Regions from separate parts of the Homo sapiens genome. Here region 2 is linked to region 1. A link is a loop called in an ENCODE intact Hi-C map of the cell type or tissue named here. Cell type or tissue: dorsolateral prefrontal cortex. All regions are shown on one strand. Links, peaks and the distances in the headings refer to the core of each region. The heading gives the core; the rest is flanking DNA.

Region 1 (8,333 bases), core at 184-8,183:
AGTAGCTGGGATTATAGGCGTGTGCCAACACGTTCAGCTAATTTTTGTATTTTTAGTAGAGATGGGGTTTCTCCATGTTGGCCAGGCTGGTCTCGAACTCCTGACCTCAAGTGATCCTCCTGCCTCGGCCTTCCGAAGTGCTGGGATTATAGGCATGAGCCACCATGCCCGGCCATAAGCAGCCAATTTTATAATTAAGTGTTTAATCTTATCAGCAATAGAAAGGAAATAAACATCATGTTAGGCAATAGATGCCAGATGCCATCAAATTAGCAAAATTAGATAAATTCTAAATTTTTAACTCAAAATTATTAATTTTTTTTTTTTGAGACAGAATCTTGCTCTGTCCCCCAGGCTGGAGTGCAGTGGTATGATCTCAGTTCACTGCAGCCTCCACTCCTGGTTCAAGCAATTCTCATGCCTCAGCCTCCCAAGAAGCTGGGATTACAGGCACGCACCACCACGCCCAGCTAATTTTTTGTGTATTTTTAGTAGAGATGGGGTTTTACCATGTTGGCCAGGCTGAACTCCTGGCCTCAAGCAATCCACCCAGCTTGGCCTCCCAAAGTGTTGGGGTTACAGGCATGAGCCACTGTGCCTGGCCTTGCTTTAAAAAAAAATTTTTTTTAATTCAAAAAAGAAATTCATATGCTTCTGGCAGAAATCTAACTTGGTATGTAACCTTTGTAGCAAACAATTTGGTATTATTTGAGAAGTTTACATTTTTAAGGTTTTAACCTATTAATTTAATTCCCAGGAATCTATCCAAAAGCTATTAATTAGAGAGGCAAATATTTGCATAATATTCATCATTTATCACAGTGTTTTTTATGATGGGGGAAAAACTTCAAATCACTTAAATGTTTTCTTTGAGGAAGTACTTCCTTAAGTGGAAAATTGTGTCACCATGAAGTTATAATCTTGAAGAATATTTTAAAGAAGAAAATACTCATGAAATTTTAGAAAAACTATGTTAGAAATGTTAGAAAAAATTACTTAAAAAACTATAATGTCATGGGATCCTTAGGGTGTTGCTTTTCCACCTGGACACTTCTGTGGCCAGTGGCGATTTTGCCTGAGTTTTCCTCGGGTCCACTGGGCTTTTTCCACTGTCTTGGCTCGGCAAGCTGTGCTGGGCTTGCACTACCAGCCCGGATCCCATGCCTGCCAATGGCAAGCCAGGTGCGGAGTGGCGAGTGGTGTATGAGCGAGCGTGCACGGTCCAGACACTATGCACAGCCAGGTGTGCCAGCCGTGGCAGGGCAGGCAGCTCCAGGCACCGGTACAGGCACTGGCTTTGTGCAAGGCTGTGGCTGGACCAGGTGTACCACAAGCAGTTTCTGCTGCAGGTACTGGGGAATGCAGTGATGCCCGGAAGCTTGGAGATGCCAGGAACTGCAGAGCCCCACTGTCACAGCCCTGGCTCGGAGAGCCCCTAGGTCTGGTGTTCCCGAAGGGCCGCAGCCCTTTCCTCCTTGTTGCCCACAACCTGGTGAGCAGGGGGCGTGTTTTGGTCCTGTTTGTGTTACAGCTTTTTCAGTCCCACCATTCAGGGGTCCCGTGTCCAGGAAGAATGAGGTATGCAAGGTATGTGGACAACTGGAGGGGGAGCAAGGCAGAGAGCAGCTTCATTGAGCCCCAGAAGAGCTCTCAGGAGACCTGAAGTGGGTAGCTCCTTTTTGCAGGCAGGTCATCCAATGAGGAGACCCGAAGGGGGCAGCTCCCTCCCGCAGCTGGTGGTCTGGACATCTGTGAGTCTGGCTGAGTCCGGGATTTTTAATGGGCTCAGAATGGAGGAAGTGTGTGCTGATTGGTCCATGGGAGGCCACGGACGGCCTGGAGAAAGCACCCTGAGTTCTTACTCCAGCTCACGGACTCCACCCGGAACCTGCAGCTCAGACCCCAGGCTTCAGGTTGTCCCTGGCTTGAAGGTGGGGTTTTACCTGTGATCTGCCCCTTTCTGGACAGGAACCTGTGTCTGTCTCCCTCCACTGCCCAGGCTGTTTGGGCTGAGGGGTGCCTGCAGGCCCACTTGGAGCTGCCCTCACCCCTGCTGGCCTCTCTCCCACGCTTATCGGCACCCGAAGTCCAGAGGGGGCTGAGGCGGCAGGGAGCTGGTGTGACAGCAGTGTCCAAGCCTGTGCACACCCGACTCGGTCGTGACGGTCCCCAGGCTCGGCCACAACTTGCTCTGCACCAGAGCAGGTGCTGGGAGCAGGGAGAGAGGCCAGGGAGTGGGAGCAGGCACTTCCGAGCCTGTGGGGAAAGAGGGTCTTCCCGGGTAGCTGAGAGTACAGGAATGCCCAGGTCTGGAGCCTCTGCTGGCTGCAGCTGTGCCAGGAGCCCCGCCAACTTGGTAGGGGGCAGCGCTCCCGCTTGTTTTCTGCCCTGCTGGCTCCATGGAGGGCGCAGCCCTGGCCGCGCCTCCCCGGATGCATCCAGACAGGCTGCGGCTGCCATCAATAATGCTTATTTATTAGCGCTGCAGTTTGGTATGTATACAAACAAATGCCCTGAAATGTAGCTGAAGAAGTTGTCTCTGGGTGGTGGGATAGGTGATGATTTTTTTTCTTTGATTTTATAGTACATGTTATTTAAAAATCACTGCCTTACTGATTAGTTCCACGTATAATTTCTGAAGGGGACACTGTAACAGAAAGGTTTAGAGCAGGGGCTAAGCGTCAGGCTGACCTGGTTTTTGGTAGCAGCCTTGATCCGATCCATTGTATGACCTGACCATGTTTTACTTTTCTCAGCATTTGTTTCCTCATCTGTAAAGTGAGACTCCTTAAACTTAACTCAGAGTTGTCAAGATTAGAAATGATAATGTATTATAATAGCCTTTAAAAAATAAATTTCTTATTTTGCTTTAATTCTTGCAATAAAAACAGTATCGCACTGTTGCCTGGGCTGGAGTGCCGTGGTGCGATCTTGGCTCGCTGCAACCTTCACCTCCTAGGTTCAAGTGATTCTCCTGCCTCAGCCTCCTGAGTAGCTGGGACTACAGGCGCGTGCCACCATGCCTGGCTAATTTTTGTAGAGATGAGGTTTCACCATGTGGGCCAGCTGGTCTCGAACTCCTGACCTCAGGCGATCTACCCTCCCCAGCCTCCCAAAGTGCTGGGATTACAGGCATGAGCCACCACGTCCAGCCAAAAACAAGTCAACTTTTTTTGCCTTCCATTGAATGTATCATAACAAAGACATTCAAGATGCAATAGTCAAAACTCAAATGAATTTGGAGGCTAAACTATTAAGTGTATAATTACTCTGTGAGTTACAGATTGAGTGTAAGTTTCACTAAAATAAATTGTAAATGATAATAATGAAAATGTAATTTTAATTTTCTGCCAAGACAAATATTGTTTTCATTCTTGATAATCTTCACCTGTCGAACTACCACAAATGTTACGTTTATTACCACGTATATAACCTTTTGCAATCTGGGCCACACAAGAGAATAAACCCTGTCCTTAGGCATCCGTTGCATGTAATGAATTTGCTTCTCTCTTGTGTGTCTAGAATGGAACCAGCTTGTGTCATCTAATTTCTCATATGGAAGAAGTGAGAAAACTGTCACCCAAAACAAATCACTGTTCTGTGGTTTAGATGAGGAACCCTGATTGAGATGCCTGGCACGTAGAAGGCACTCAAACGGAAACAGTTCCTATTGTATTTGTCCTGGAAGTCAGATAAAAGAGCAGTTGCTTTCCGGATTTCTTTGTTTGGTATAAGCATCTTCGGGAAAATGTATTTTCCAGAGTGTGATCCAGTAAGTGGACAGCTCTGTGGCAATTTCTTAGGCCCTGTCTTTGGATCCTGTGCTGTAGGACCACACGCAGCTCCTCCGTTTGTCCTCTTGTAGTGTAATGGCCCTGTTCCTCCACTGTAGGGCGCCAAGGTACTGCTTCCTATCTGGGAAGAGTTTTCTGAATGTTACTGCTTTCCCCTTAACTGTCCGAAGCCTTATTGTATCCCAAGCCTTATTCAGGCCTCACATTTAATACTTTGTCACAAATTGCTTTATGGTAATGTATTCCATTTGGATATTCATACTGCTTTTTTGGGACATTGATTTTTTTTCAATACACTGCTAAAGATACTGTTTTAATATATTTTCTGGTGAATGTTTTCTCATCACTGCTTCCTATTTTATTTTAGCTACTGATCTACTTCTTGCCTGGAATCCCATTTGTTTGGGGTTGGTAGAAGGTGTTATTGGGAAAATTCAACTTCATTCAGGTATGTTTCTATAAACTCCTTAAACTTGTCAAATTTATTGTAGCATTTTTTGGTGTTTTCCTCTTTGAGGATACATGAGATTCTCTTATAGCTTTGATTCCTTTGTTTTAATTTTGGGTCTGCTCAAAGTGGGTGTATAATGAGCGAAGACCTGTTTCTACTCTTATGGAGCTTACAGTTTAGGAGGAAAGACAGGTATCAAAGAGTAATCATGGAAATAAACGTATGATTATTTGGAATTGTGGAAGGTGCCATGAGGGAAAGATATAGCAAATGCATTGATCTCAAAGGAGAGTAGTAGGAATAAAGCTGGAGAGGCAGGCAGGTGGCAGACCATGACTGGTTGGCTTTATGTCAGCTGACTGTTCCTGATGCAGTCAGCTCTGCCAGAGACGAGTATGGGTCTCTTAGCACACAGTGTGGTCCTGTCAGGGATCCCTATCCAGGACAGGCAGATTGATGGGAAGTCCAGGTCACTCACCAGGCCCTCACTTGGAATGACAGGCACCTGTGTCCTCAGTTTAAAGGGAATTTTGTTGGTGGGAAAGTATAACAGGTATTATACAGGTGGGTCCCAAAAGGCTAACTGAAAGGGGCCAAATGAAATTTTATTTTTTCTTTTTTGGTGCCTTACCCTTCAGGGAGCTTTTTAAAATTAGAGATGGGTTCTTGCTACGTTGCCCAGACTGGTCTCAAACTCCTGGCCTCCAGCAGTTCCCCTGCCCTGGGCTCCCAAAGTCCTGGGATTACAGGCATGAGCCACCATGCCTGGCCTAAATGAAATATTTTAAGCACTACATTTAAATAAATATTTTTCCTTTGGTATCAATTTTGATGAGTTATGAATTATAGGAGGCTTTGCCATTATTTCTGTATAATTGTGAGTATATATCTTTATAGTGTGTCCTTTTTATTTAAAAATAATATTAAGCATTTGGGAGCTAGATTGATTTTTGTGTATTAGAAATAAGCACGTATATCTGGAAAATCTAATTTTCCTTTGCTAGATTCTTTGGTTGTTTTTAGAAGTGTGTTTTTATCATGAAATATTTTACAAATTCAAAAAGCTGTTTATCGCAGATGTGCGGTAAGGTTGTTTTAAAATACACGCATGTATCTACCACCTAGGTTAAGAAATGAAATATGGGCCAGGCGCAGTGACTCATGCCTGTAATTCCAGAACTTTGGGAGGCCGAGGCAGGTGGATCATCTGAGGTCGGGAGTTTGAGACTGGCCTGACCAACATGGAGAAACCCTGTCTCTACTAAAAATACCAAAATTATCTGGGCATGGTGGCGCATGCCTGTAATCCCAGCTATTCGGGAGGCTGAGGCAGGAGAATCGCTTGAACCTGGGAGATGGTGGTTGCAGTGAGCCGAGATTGCGCCATTGCACTCCAGCCTGGGCAACAGGAGTAAAACTCCATCTCAAAAAAAAAAAAAAAAAAGAAATGAAATATGACCAATGTGTTTGGAGCCATCTCTGTGCCTTTTCCCAAATGTTTCCAATTTCCTTCCCCTTAAAGGAACCTGCTATTTTGAATTTTGTATTCCCTTGGTTTTCGTTTTTGCTTTTATTATATAGGTATTCCTAAAGATGTTGCTAAGGGTTGTATTTTGGGGATTTTATATAAATGATATTAAGTTGTTTTTGTTCTTTCACTTATTTTTATTTATATTTTTGAGATTTATCCATGCATGAAACTGTAGTTCCTTATTTTCACTGTTTATGAATATATTGTGATTTGTCCTTTTTCCTCTCACTGGGTAATTGAGTTGTTTCTTTTTTTTTCTTTCTTTTTTTTTTGCTATTAGAACTAATACTGCTATGAGCATTGTTGTATATTCTGTATTTGGTAGGTTTTTAAAAAAATTCTTTCAACACAGAGGAGAAAAGCACTTAGTCGTTGAGTAACCATGTAACCAAGTATTTTAATAACAGTCTCCTACCTGTCCACATTTACCTACATATATTTTTAATTCATTTACATGCTGACAGGATAATTTCACAGCTGGGTGTTCTGAGCTAAAATTCGTTTTCTATTATTTAAATGACACGTATGAAACTTTTGAGTTATTTTTCTCATTTTCAGTCACATCTTAGCACAGTGAATAAATCACTGCAATCAGTTAGGAGACCTGAAGACAAGCTGTATTTATTTAGCTTTGAGATATAGGAGAAGCTGCCTAACATCTGTTTCATGTATCTCTTGTTATGTAACAAGCCAGTCCCAAAAGTTAATGGCTTAAAACAACAACAGTGTATACTTTCTCATGATTCTATGGGTTGACAGAGCAGCTCTGCTCTTGTCTGTTGTGTTGGCTGGGGTCATTCACGTAGCAACATTCACCAGGAGTTTGCCTGGGTGGTCTTAGTTCTCCTTCACCTGGCCCCTCTCTCCATGTCTCTCATCTCACAATGCCTGTCTTGAGTCCTCCTCTCTCTCCTGGATAACCTGGACGTCCTTTCAGGGTAGTGGCTGGGTGCTGAGAAGGCAGCTACCAGTGTTCAAGGGCCTGTATGTCTTAAGTTGTTACACAAGGTAAAAGAAACTGGTCTCTTCATTTCCATAGGGTACTGTGAGTCCCGAATGAGATTATTGTACCTGCAAGTGCTTAGTAAATTGTAAATCACTATTTTATCAAGGCTCTTTGGTTGCAAATACAAACCTATCAGCTTAGGCAAAAAAACACACTTTTTAATGAAGAACCCAAGGGACCAAAAACAAGAAAGAAATGGATGTTGTACAGGACCCAGGATTACTTTATTGGGGCAGCTGGTCTCTGACAAACTGCCTCTCCCTCTATGTCTCTTTTATTCTTCTCTCTTTTTGGCTTTCTCTGTTTGTGTGTATGTAGGTTAAAATTTCTGCCTTTAAAATGACACCCTTAGCCTCAAGCCAGCTGACATCTGATATTCCCTGTAATAACTGGAAACTGACAAGCAGTTAAAAAAGATTGAGTAGTGAGTCCACGTTAGACTTCTAGGTAAGAGACTTATTTGCCCATCTTGGGCCAGGGGACTCCTGGCCAGGGTCACGTAGATCAGACCGTGCTCCAGAGTCCCAGTCCCCTAGGTGGGAGGCAGAGCAGGAGGGTTTGGACTTGGCAGACAGCCCAGAAGCTGTCTCCTACAAATAATGTACAAATGTAAGTTTGTTAATGGTTGATGAGTTTACGATACAGTCAAAGTATGGTCATTTAGGAGGCGGTGAAGGTATGGTCATCTGTGGTCAGCCCCCTTTATATGTACTTCTCCTCCTTGCCATTCTTTGGTCCCAAAATAGGTGATTGATAGGCAGTGAGAATACCTGTGATGTAGGATATTTTGAAAGAAGGGAGAGGTGGAGGGTAGAGTGAACTGGAGAAAGAAAGTATAAAAAAGGAAAAAAGGGCAGGGAAATTCTCTTAATTTTTCATTCTCCTAATCCTTGGACATTTTTTTTCCTTCTTCTTGTCACGTCACTTGAACGGTTTGGCTCTTAAGAAAAAGAGTCGGGAGGAAGCAAAGGGAAACACTTTTCTGGGCCCCTGCTGCTTTTCCCTCCCTCCCAACCCTCTCCATGTCACTCTGCCCCCAGCCCCTTGCCTGTGAGCACCCACCTTACTTACTCTCCTCATCTGTCCTCAGGGATGCCTCCTCCTCTCCTCTCCCTGCCCCCGATTAAAGCTCTTGCCCTGGGTCAGATTGGCTAGAAGGGAGGTATGTGCCTGCTGTGTGTGAGAAAGAATTGAGAAAATTACTTCAGGGGCATTTTCCCCAGGAACATCTTATCTTTGGAGGATAGGGGATGAGGGGAATAAAATGTCTATACTGAAACTCTCTCCTGTTTCCCTCCTACTTATTCTCCACATATTAATGCACAAATTTTTCTTCTCACCTAGGGAGATGGGAACATAAATTTATTTGAACAGATGTCATTGACAGTCTTAAAGTGGCGTGGGTGAGCAATGCCGCTGTTCCTGACTGTCACTGAACTCTGAGCTCTGTGGAATGAGCAAGTGCTCGTGACTTAGGAACTGTATTAGTTTGCTGTCATAGCAAAGTGCCACCAGCTGGGTGGCTTAAACAACAGAATCATATTTTCTCAC
Region 2 (8,333 bases), core at 310-8,309, 140 kb before region 1:
CAACCAAAGGGGCTGGGCATGGTGGCTCACACCTGTAATCCCAGCACTTTGGGAGGCAGGTGGATCACTTGAGGTCAGGAGTTAGTGAGACCATCTTGGCCAATGTGGTGAAACCCCATCTCTACTAAAAATACAAAAATTACCTGGGCATGGTGGCACACACCTGTAATCCCAGCTACTTGGGAGGCTCAGGCATGAGAATTCCTTGAACCCAGGAGGCAGAGGTTGCAGTGAGTCAAGATTGTGCCACTGCACTCCAGCCTGGGCAACAGAGCCAGACTCCTTCTCAAAAAAAAAAAAAAAAAAAAAAACTACCAAGAGGAAAGAGCATCACACCCACCAGGATGACTACTACTGACCCAAAAGGGAAAATAGCAAGTGTTGGCATGGATGTGGAGAAACTGGAATGCTTTGTGCACTGCTGCTGGGAATGTAAAATGGTCTAGCTGCTGTGGAAAATGGTATAACAGTTCCTCAAAAAATTGAAAATATAATTACCATATGATCCAGCAATTCTACCTCTCAAAATATACCCAAAAGAATTGACAGCAGGGTCTCAAAGAGACATTTGTACCTCCATTGCTGTCTTCTGAGTTTGTCCTCCCAAAATTCATATGTTAAAACCTAAACCAAGGTGATGGTATTAGAAGGTGGGGACTTTGGGAGGTAATTAAGTCATGGGGGTGGGGCCTTCATGAATGGGATTAGTGCTTTTATTAAAAAGACCTTGAAGTCCAGCATAGTGGTTCACGCCTATAATCCTAGCACTTTGGGAGGCTGAGGCGGGAGGATTATTTGAGCACAGAAGTTTGAGATCAGCCAGAGCAATATAGTGAGATCCCATCTCTAAAAAAAATAAAAAATTAGGCTGGGTGTGGTGGCTCACGCCTGTAATCCCAGCACTTTGGGAGGCTGAGGCGGGCAGATCGCCTGAGGTCGGGAGTTTGAGACCAGCCTGACCAATATGGTGAAACCCCGTCTGTATTAAAAATACAAAAATTATCCAGGCATGGTGGCGGGTTCGTGTAATCCCAGTTACTCAAGAGGCTGAGGCCGGAGAATCGCTTGAACCCAGGAGGTGGATGTTGCAGTGAGCTGAGATCCTGCCACTGCACTCCAGCCTGGGCAACAGAGTGAGATTCCATCTCAAAAAAAAAAAAAAAAAAAAATTAGCCAAGCATGGTGGTGCATGCCTGTAGTCTCATCTACTCAGGAGGTTGAGATGGGAGGATTGCTTGGGCCCAGAAGATCGAGGCTGCCGTGAGCCATGATTGTGTCACTGCACTCAAACCATCTACAAACCAGAAAACAGCTTTCACCAGAACCCAATCATTCTGGTGCTTTAATCTTGAACATCCAGCCTCCAGAACTGTGAGAAATAAATTTCTATTGTTTAGAAGCTATCCAGGCTGGGCACGGTGGCTCACGCCTATAATCCTAGCACTTTGGGAGGTCAATGTAGAAGGATCACTTGAAGCCAAGAATTCGAGACTAGTCTGAGCAACATAGCAAGACCCACCCCCCCAAATCTGTACAAAAAGAAAAAAAAATTATCCAGGCATGATGGTGCACACCTGTAGTCCTAGTTGCATAAGAGGCTCACCTGAGCCCAGGAATTTGAGGCTGTGATGACCTATGATAGCTCCACCTCACTCTAGCCGCCTAGGCAACAGAACAAGACTCTTGTCTCTAAAAATAAAATAAAAAATAAAAGCGTCCATTTGTTCAGAGGGCAAAAAAATAAAAAGCTATCGCATTTAGTGTATTTTGCTATAGCAGCCTGAATAGACTAAGACATCTTATATTCACAGCAGCATTATTCACAATAACTGAAAGGTGGAAGCAATGCAAGCGTCCATCAAATGGACGAATGGATAAATAAATGCTGGTATATGCCTACAATGGAATAGTATTCAGCTATTAAGGGGAAGGAAATTCTGATGCTTGCTACAACATGGAGGAACTTTGAGGACATTATGCTAAGTGTTATAAGCCAGTCACAAAAGGACAAATATATGATTCCACTTGTATGAGGTACCTAGACTAGTCCAGTTCCTAGTAGCAGAAAGTAGAATGGTGGTTGCCAGGGGTTGGGGGAAAGAGGACTGAGGAGTTATTACTTAATGAGTATGATACTTCAGTTTGGGAAGATGAAACAAGTTCTGGAAATGGATGGTGGTGATGGTTGCACAGCAGTGGGAATGTGCTTAAGCCACTGAACTATACACTTAAAAGGGATTAAAATGGTAAATTTTATCTTATATGTATTTTACCACTACTTTTTTATTTTTTATTTATTTTTTATTTGTTTTGAGACAGAGTCTCGCTCTGTCACCCAGGCTAGAGTGCAGTAGTGCAATCTCAACTCACTGCAACCTCTGCTTCCCGGGTTCAAGTGATTCTCTTGCCTCAGCCTCCCAAGTAGCTGGGACTACAGGCATGTGCCACCATGCCCGGCTAATTTTTTTGTATTTTTAGTGGAGACAGGGTTTCACTGTGTTAGCCAGGATGGTCTCGATTTTCTGACCTCGTGATCCGCCCGCCTCGGCCTCCCAAAGTGCTGGGATTACAGGCGTGAGCCACCGCGCCCAGCACCACTACTTTTTAAAAGGCTGTGATGGAGATTTCTTTAAGAAGATTAAATTTAAAGAATACCTAATTTATTTGATCTTACTGAAAGGAAAGCAAACAACTGAGGGATAATTTGGGGATATCTTAATAATAAGTACCTAGAAAACCAAGTGAACAGAAAATAAGGAATTTACTAACTCTCCTTTTTTTTTTTTTTGAGATGGAGTCTCGCTCTGTCACCCAGGCTGGAGTGCAGTGGTGTGATCTCGCTCACTGCAAGCTGGGCCTCCTGGGTTCACGCCATTATCCTGCCTCAGCCTCCGGAGTAGCTGGGACTACAGGAGCCTGCCACCAGGCCCAGCTAATTTTTGTATTTTTTTTTTTAGTAGAGACGGGGGTTTCATCGTGTTGGCCAGGATGGTCTTGATCTCCTGACCTCGTGATCCGCCCACCTCGGCCTCCCAAAGTGCTGGGATTACAGGCGTAAGCTACCATGCCCGGCCGAAATTTACTAACTCTTTAAGATGAAAGTTATATAGGAAAGGAAAAGTGATTATGTTGCATTATTTGGCTCAGCTGTAGATAGCAGTTACAGGGTCATAATAACATACACATGAGGCCAGGGCAGGCCGACCATTTGAGGTCAGGAGTTTGAGGCCAGCCTGGCCAACATGGCGAAACCCCGTCTCTACTAAAAATACTAAAATTAGCCGTGCATGGTGGTGGGCGCCTGTAATCCCAGCTACTCAGGAGACTGAGGCACGAGAATCGCTTGAGCTCGCAAGGTGGAGGTTGCAGTAAACCGAGATCGCGCCATTGCACTCCAACTTGGGTGACAGAGTGAGACTCCGTCTCAAAAAAAAAAAAAAAAAAGAAAAATTCTGCAAGTGATTCCCATTACCCTTGGGATAAGTTCTCGCATCCCTATAGAGGCTCCCCGGGCCTCACCTACTTCATCAGCCAGAGCCCTATTCAGCATGCTGAGAGGCACAAGAATTGCTTGAACCCAGGAGGTGGAGGTTGCAGTGAGCTGAGATGGCACCACTGTACTCCAGCCTGGCAACAGAGCGAGACTGTCTCAAAAAAACAAACGAACAAAACAAAAAACAAAAAAACAACTACACACAGCGCCCCACTTATGATTCTTCAACTTTGCGATGGTGCAAAAGCAATAGCATTCAGGACACGCCTCAACTTACAATGAGGTTATATGGGGATAACCCAGTTGAAAATACTGAAAGTTGAATTCCTACATAGGATATTTTCAATGTTCAATGGGTTTATCGGGAGGTGGAGCATCCCGATAAACCCATAAGCAGGGGAGCATCTGTACCATAATTTCTGTTTTCCTCACTGGACCCTGACTGATACGCGGATCCATTATATCCACTTTAAAGACAAGAGAAGTGAGGCTCAAGGAAATTAAGAAGCACACCAAAGGTCACTGCTGCACAGGGCCCTGGCTGATTCTCCAGCCTTTGCCATACTCCATATTACCACTATTAAGCTACATATCAACAGACAATTGTCCTCTATGAAAAGCAGATTGTCACAGGTTATTATGACAATTATTTGAAGCTGATGTCGCCGTGGGATGGGCTCTGTTCTGCATCCTGAAGGCTGCGGCTGGTGAGACAGCAGAGGGAGCTCTGTCCCTAAGGAGACAGCCTCCAACCTGCTGGCCCCGCCGGGAATAAGGGCACCTCGATACCTGTCGTGATTAAAAGATTTGGGTAAGTTCTTCATCCTAGAGAAGGTAGGCTCCTTGAAGGGAAGGGAAAGGAAGCAAGGGAACACGTATTAGGCTCCAGGAACTGTGTTAATTTGATTTTTAAAATGTTAAACGGGAACTGCGTTGTTTGAAGCAGGCTGTCCTCCAGGAGCAGGAATACAGGGCCCCTTCCCGTCCTCCTCCCACCCCACGCCTGATTTCACCCCCAAGTTAAGGGGAGCTTCTCTGAAGTGGGCTACACTGGCCACTGGACAGTTACTGAGTAAAAGGGACCTCGGATAAGGGTGTGGTTCTCCTCCCTGGATCCCCTGATGCCACCTCACAGGAGCACTGAAGGGCAGCTGGCACCCTCACTGGAGAGCGAGCATTCTCATTCTCCCTTCTCCTCCCGAGACCTGCACCAGCTTTGCCTTGGCTCCAGGGGCTGTCTTGTTCTTGCTCTTGCTCTCTGCATCCATTCTTCCAGATGATGATGGATCCCTGTGAAACTGACTTGTCCCATATCACAGACCAGCATCTGAGACTCAAATCTGAGCATCAGGGAAGTAAACCTTCAACCTTGGAACCTGTACACAGACCTCACAGCTTGATCAACTCAGACACAGAGGGCAGCTGTGGGTCCAGCCCAGCCTATCCACTCTCTCTAGTGGGATTTGGAGGAACACTCCACAATCCCTTGGCTGGCCTTCCATTTACCCTCCATTGCCTGCTTTGGAACTAGGTCTAGGTAGACGTGACTGGCCGGAGGTAGAATATGGCCATTTCTTTCTTTCTTTCTTTCTTTCTTTTTTTTTTTTTTGAAATGGAGTTTCACTCTTGTTACCCAGGCTGGAATGCAATGGCACAATCTCGGCTCACTGCAACCTCTGCCTCCCGGGTTCAAGCGATTCTCCTGTCTCCGCCTCCCATGTAGCTGGGACTACAGGTGTGCACCACCACACCCAGCTAATTTTTATATTTTTAGTTGAGTTGGGGGTTTCGCCATGATGGCCAGGCTGGTCTCGAACTTCTGACCTCAAGTGATCTGCCCACCTCAGCTTCCCAAAGTGCGGGGATTACAGGCATGAGTCACTGTGTCTGACTGAATATGGGCCTTTCTGATTCCCCTAAACAAAATGCTATTTCAAAACAAGAGGTAATATGTTACTCATATATATATATAAATATATAAAATGATATATGATGTATATATATCATATGACATTGTCAAGAATAAATTGAATTCTTAGGAATTCACCACCCAACCTAAGAATGAATAAGTCACCCACACTTGATATCTGTATGTTCCATCTCTCTCATCTGTTTCGCCTCCAGAGGTTCTGAGTTTGTGCTTCTAATATTTTCTTATTTAAAATACTAATTTATCACAATTATATTTATTTATTTTGAGACAGGGTCTTGCTCTGATGCCCAAGCTGGAGTGCAGTGGTGCAATCATGGCTCTCTGCAACCTCTACCTCCTGGGCTCAAGTGATCCTCCCATCTCAGCCCTCCAGTAGCTGAGATTACAGGTGCGTGCCACCACGCCCAGCTAATTTTTGTATTTTTTTCAGAGATAGAGGTCTTGCCATGTTACCCAAGCTGGTCTCAAACTGCCTGCAGTCCTCCCACCCTTGGCTTCCCAAAGTGCTGGGATTACAGGCATGAGTCGTTGTGCCCAGACAATTGTATTTATTATTGAATTACATGAGCACTTTTTTTTTTTTCTTTTGAGACAGAGTCTCATTCTCTTGCCCAGGCTGGAGTGCAATGGTGTGATCTCGGCTCACTGCAACCTTTGCTTCCTGGGTTCAAGCAATTCTCCTGCCTCAGCCTCCCAAGTAGCTGGGACTATATAGGCAGGTGCTACCACACCCAGCTAATTTTTTTTGTATTTTTAGTAGAGATGGGGTTTCACCATGGTCAGGCTGGTCTCAAACTCCTGACCTCAGATGATCTGCCTGCCTCAGACTCTCAAAGTGCTAGGATTACAGGCGTCAGCCACCGCACCCAACCACCTGGCTAATTTTCTGTAGCCACAGGGAATCTCACTGTATTGGCCAGGGTGGTCTCAAATTTCTGGCCTCAAGTAATCCTCCCATCTCAGCCTCCCAAAGTGCTGGAATTAGGCGTGAGCCACTGCACTTGGCCAAAGGCAAGATTTGAAAAAGAAATGAAACTTTAAAAATGTAAAACAATTGTTTAAACAAACATAATGGTTAAACACCAAATTTGATGCAGATATTGAGAAGATGAGTGAACTGGAGGAGAGATCTGAAGAAATCACCCTGCCTGCAATGGGGACAGGAAGGAGGTGGGAAACACAGAAGAGTTCATGGAGCAGGGAGGAGAGAATAAATTTAATATTCATTAGATTGCAGTCTAGGAGAGGGCAGAGAAAAAGAACAAGAGCCAAACAGCTGAAGAGGAAATATAGCCAAAGAGAAACAACTGAGAATTTTCCAGAATGTAAAAGACACGCATCCTTAGATGCATCCTTACATTACAGAATGTAGAAGACATGCATCCTTAGATGTCAGGGTATCCATTTGCCAGCGCTGAACTAACAAAGCACCACAGACTAGGTGGCTTGAACAACAGAAATTAATTTTCTTACCACTCGGGAGTCTAGAAGTCTCATGTCATGGTGTCAGCAGGGTTGGTTTCTTCTGAATCTCTCTCCTTGGCTTGCACGTGGCTGTCTTCTCCCTGTGTCTTCACGTGGTCTCCCCTCTGTGTATGTTTGTGTCTTAATCTCTTTCTATAAGGACTCCATCATATTGGATTAGGACTCAGCCTACTGACCTCATTTAATCTAATTACCTCTTTAAAGACCCTATCTCCAAATACAGCCACATTCTGAGGCCATGGGGGTTAGGACTTCAATAGGTGAATTTGGTGGTGGGAGGGGAACACAATTCACAATTCAGCCCATAACAATAGGAATCACAATACATACTAGGTGAAATAGATGAAAAGAAATCCACACCCGACACAATATAGTAAAGCTGCAGAACACCAAAGACAAAGAGAAGGTCTTCAAAACAATCCGAGAGAAAAGCCACACCCTGCTTAACAGTGGAGTGGCTCCCCACCCACCATCTATATTTCTTTTTTCTTTTTTCTTTTCTTTCTTTTTTTTTTTTTTTTTTTTTTTTTGAGGTGGAGTCTCACTCTGTTGCCCAGGATGGCATGCAATGGTGCAATATGGGCTTACTGCAACCTCCGCCTCCCTGGTTCGAGCAATTTTCCTACCTCAGCCTCCTGAGTAGCTGGGATTACAGGTGCCCGCTACGATGCCCAGCTAATTTTTCTTGTATTTTTAGTAGAGACGGGGTTTCAGCATGTTGGCCAGGCTGGTCTCAAACTCCTGACCTCAAATGATCCACCTGCCTCAGCCTCCCAAAGTGCTGGGATGCTGGGATTACAGGTGTGAGTCACCACACCTAGCCTTTTTTTTTTTTTTTTTTTTTTTTTTTTTTTTTGAGACAGGGTCCTACTCTGTTCCCCAGGCTGGAGTGCAGTGACATAATCATAGCTCACTTCAGTCTCAGTCAATCCTCCTACCTCAGCCCCCCAAGTACCTGGGATTACAGGTACACGCCACCATACCTGGCTAATTTAAAAAAATTCTTTGTAGAGACAGGGTCTTGCTATGTTGCTGAGGCTGGTCTTGAACTTCTGGGCTCAAGTGATTCTCCCATCTCAGCGTCCCGAAGTACTGAGATTGTAGGTGCAAGCCATTGTGCCTGCTGCCCCCAACCACCTATATTTCAAATACTCCCACTGGCATTTATGATTTTTTATTTTTTATGTTATTTATTTGTTTGTTTATTTATTTATTTTGAGACAGAGTATCGCTCTGTCGCCCAGGCTGGAGTGCAGTGGCGCTATCTCAGCTCACTGCAAGCTCTGCCTCCCAGGTTCATGCCATTCTCCTGCCTTAGCCTCCCAAGTAGCTGGGTTTACAGGTGTCCGCCATCACACCCAGCTAATTTTTTGTATTTTTAGTAGAGATGGAGTTTCACTGTGTTAGCCAGGATGGTCTTGA

Evidence for each region. A loop is a pair of places that touch in the nucleus more often than their neighbours do. Peaks named below come from ENCODE experiments on the same cell type or tissue, not always from the same donor. Only the 100,000 strongest peaks of a DNase experiment are listed, where the experiment ranks them.
Region 2: it touches region 1 in a loop (3-fold over the local background); 11 of 110 quality-filtered maps call a loop at or near these places.

The regions. Positions count from the first base shown.
Region 1 is chr10:119,746,915-119,755,247 of GRCh38, forward strand. It overlaps INPP5F (inositol polyphosphate-5-phosphatase F), which reads left to right. Exons shown (of 20, transcript NM_014937.4): 2 at 4,162-4,242. Among named protein-coding and RNA genes, the nearest start is that of INPP5F, 25 kb to the left of the region's middle. RefSeq lists a silencer at 1,143-1,437. In dorsolateral prefrontal cortex, for the core only: CTCF peaks have their summits at 3,897 and 4,097; DNase peaks (open chromatin) are centred at 1,170 and 3,867; H3K4me3 peaks cover 820 bases; H3K27ac peaks cover 3,452 bases.
Region 2 is chr10:119,604,300-119,612,632 of GRCh38, forward strand. No RefSeq gene overlaps it. Among named protein-coding and RNA genes, the nearest start is that of TIAL1, 12 kb to the left of the region's middle. In dorsolateral prefrontal cortex, for the core only: CTCF peaks have their summits at 4,221 (motif pointing right) and 4,424; a DNase peak (open chromatin) is centred at 4,212; H3K4me3 peaks cover 718 bases.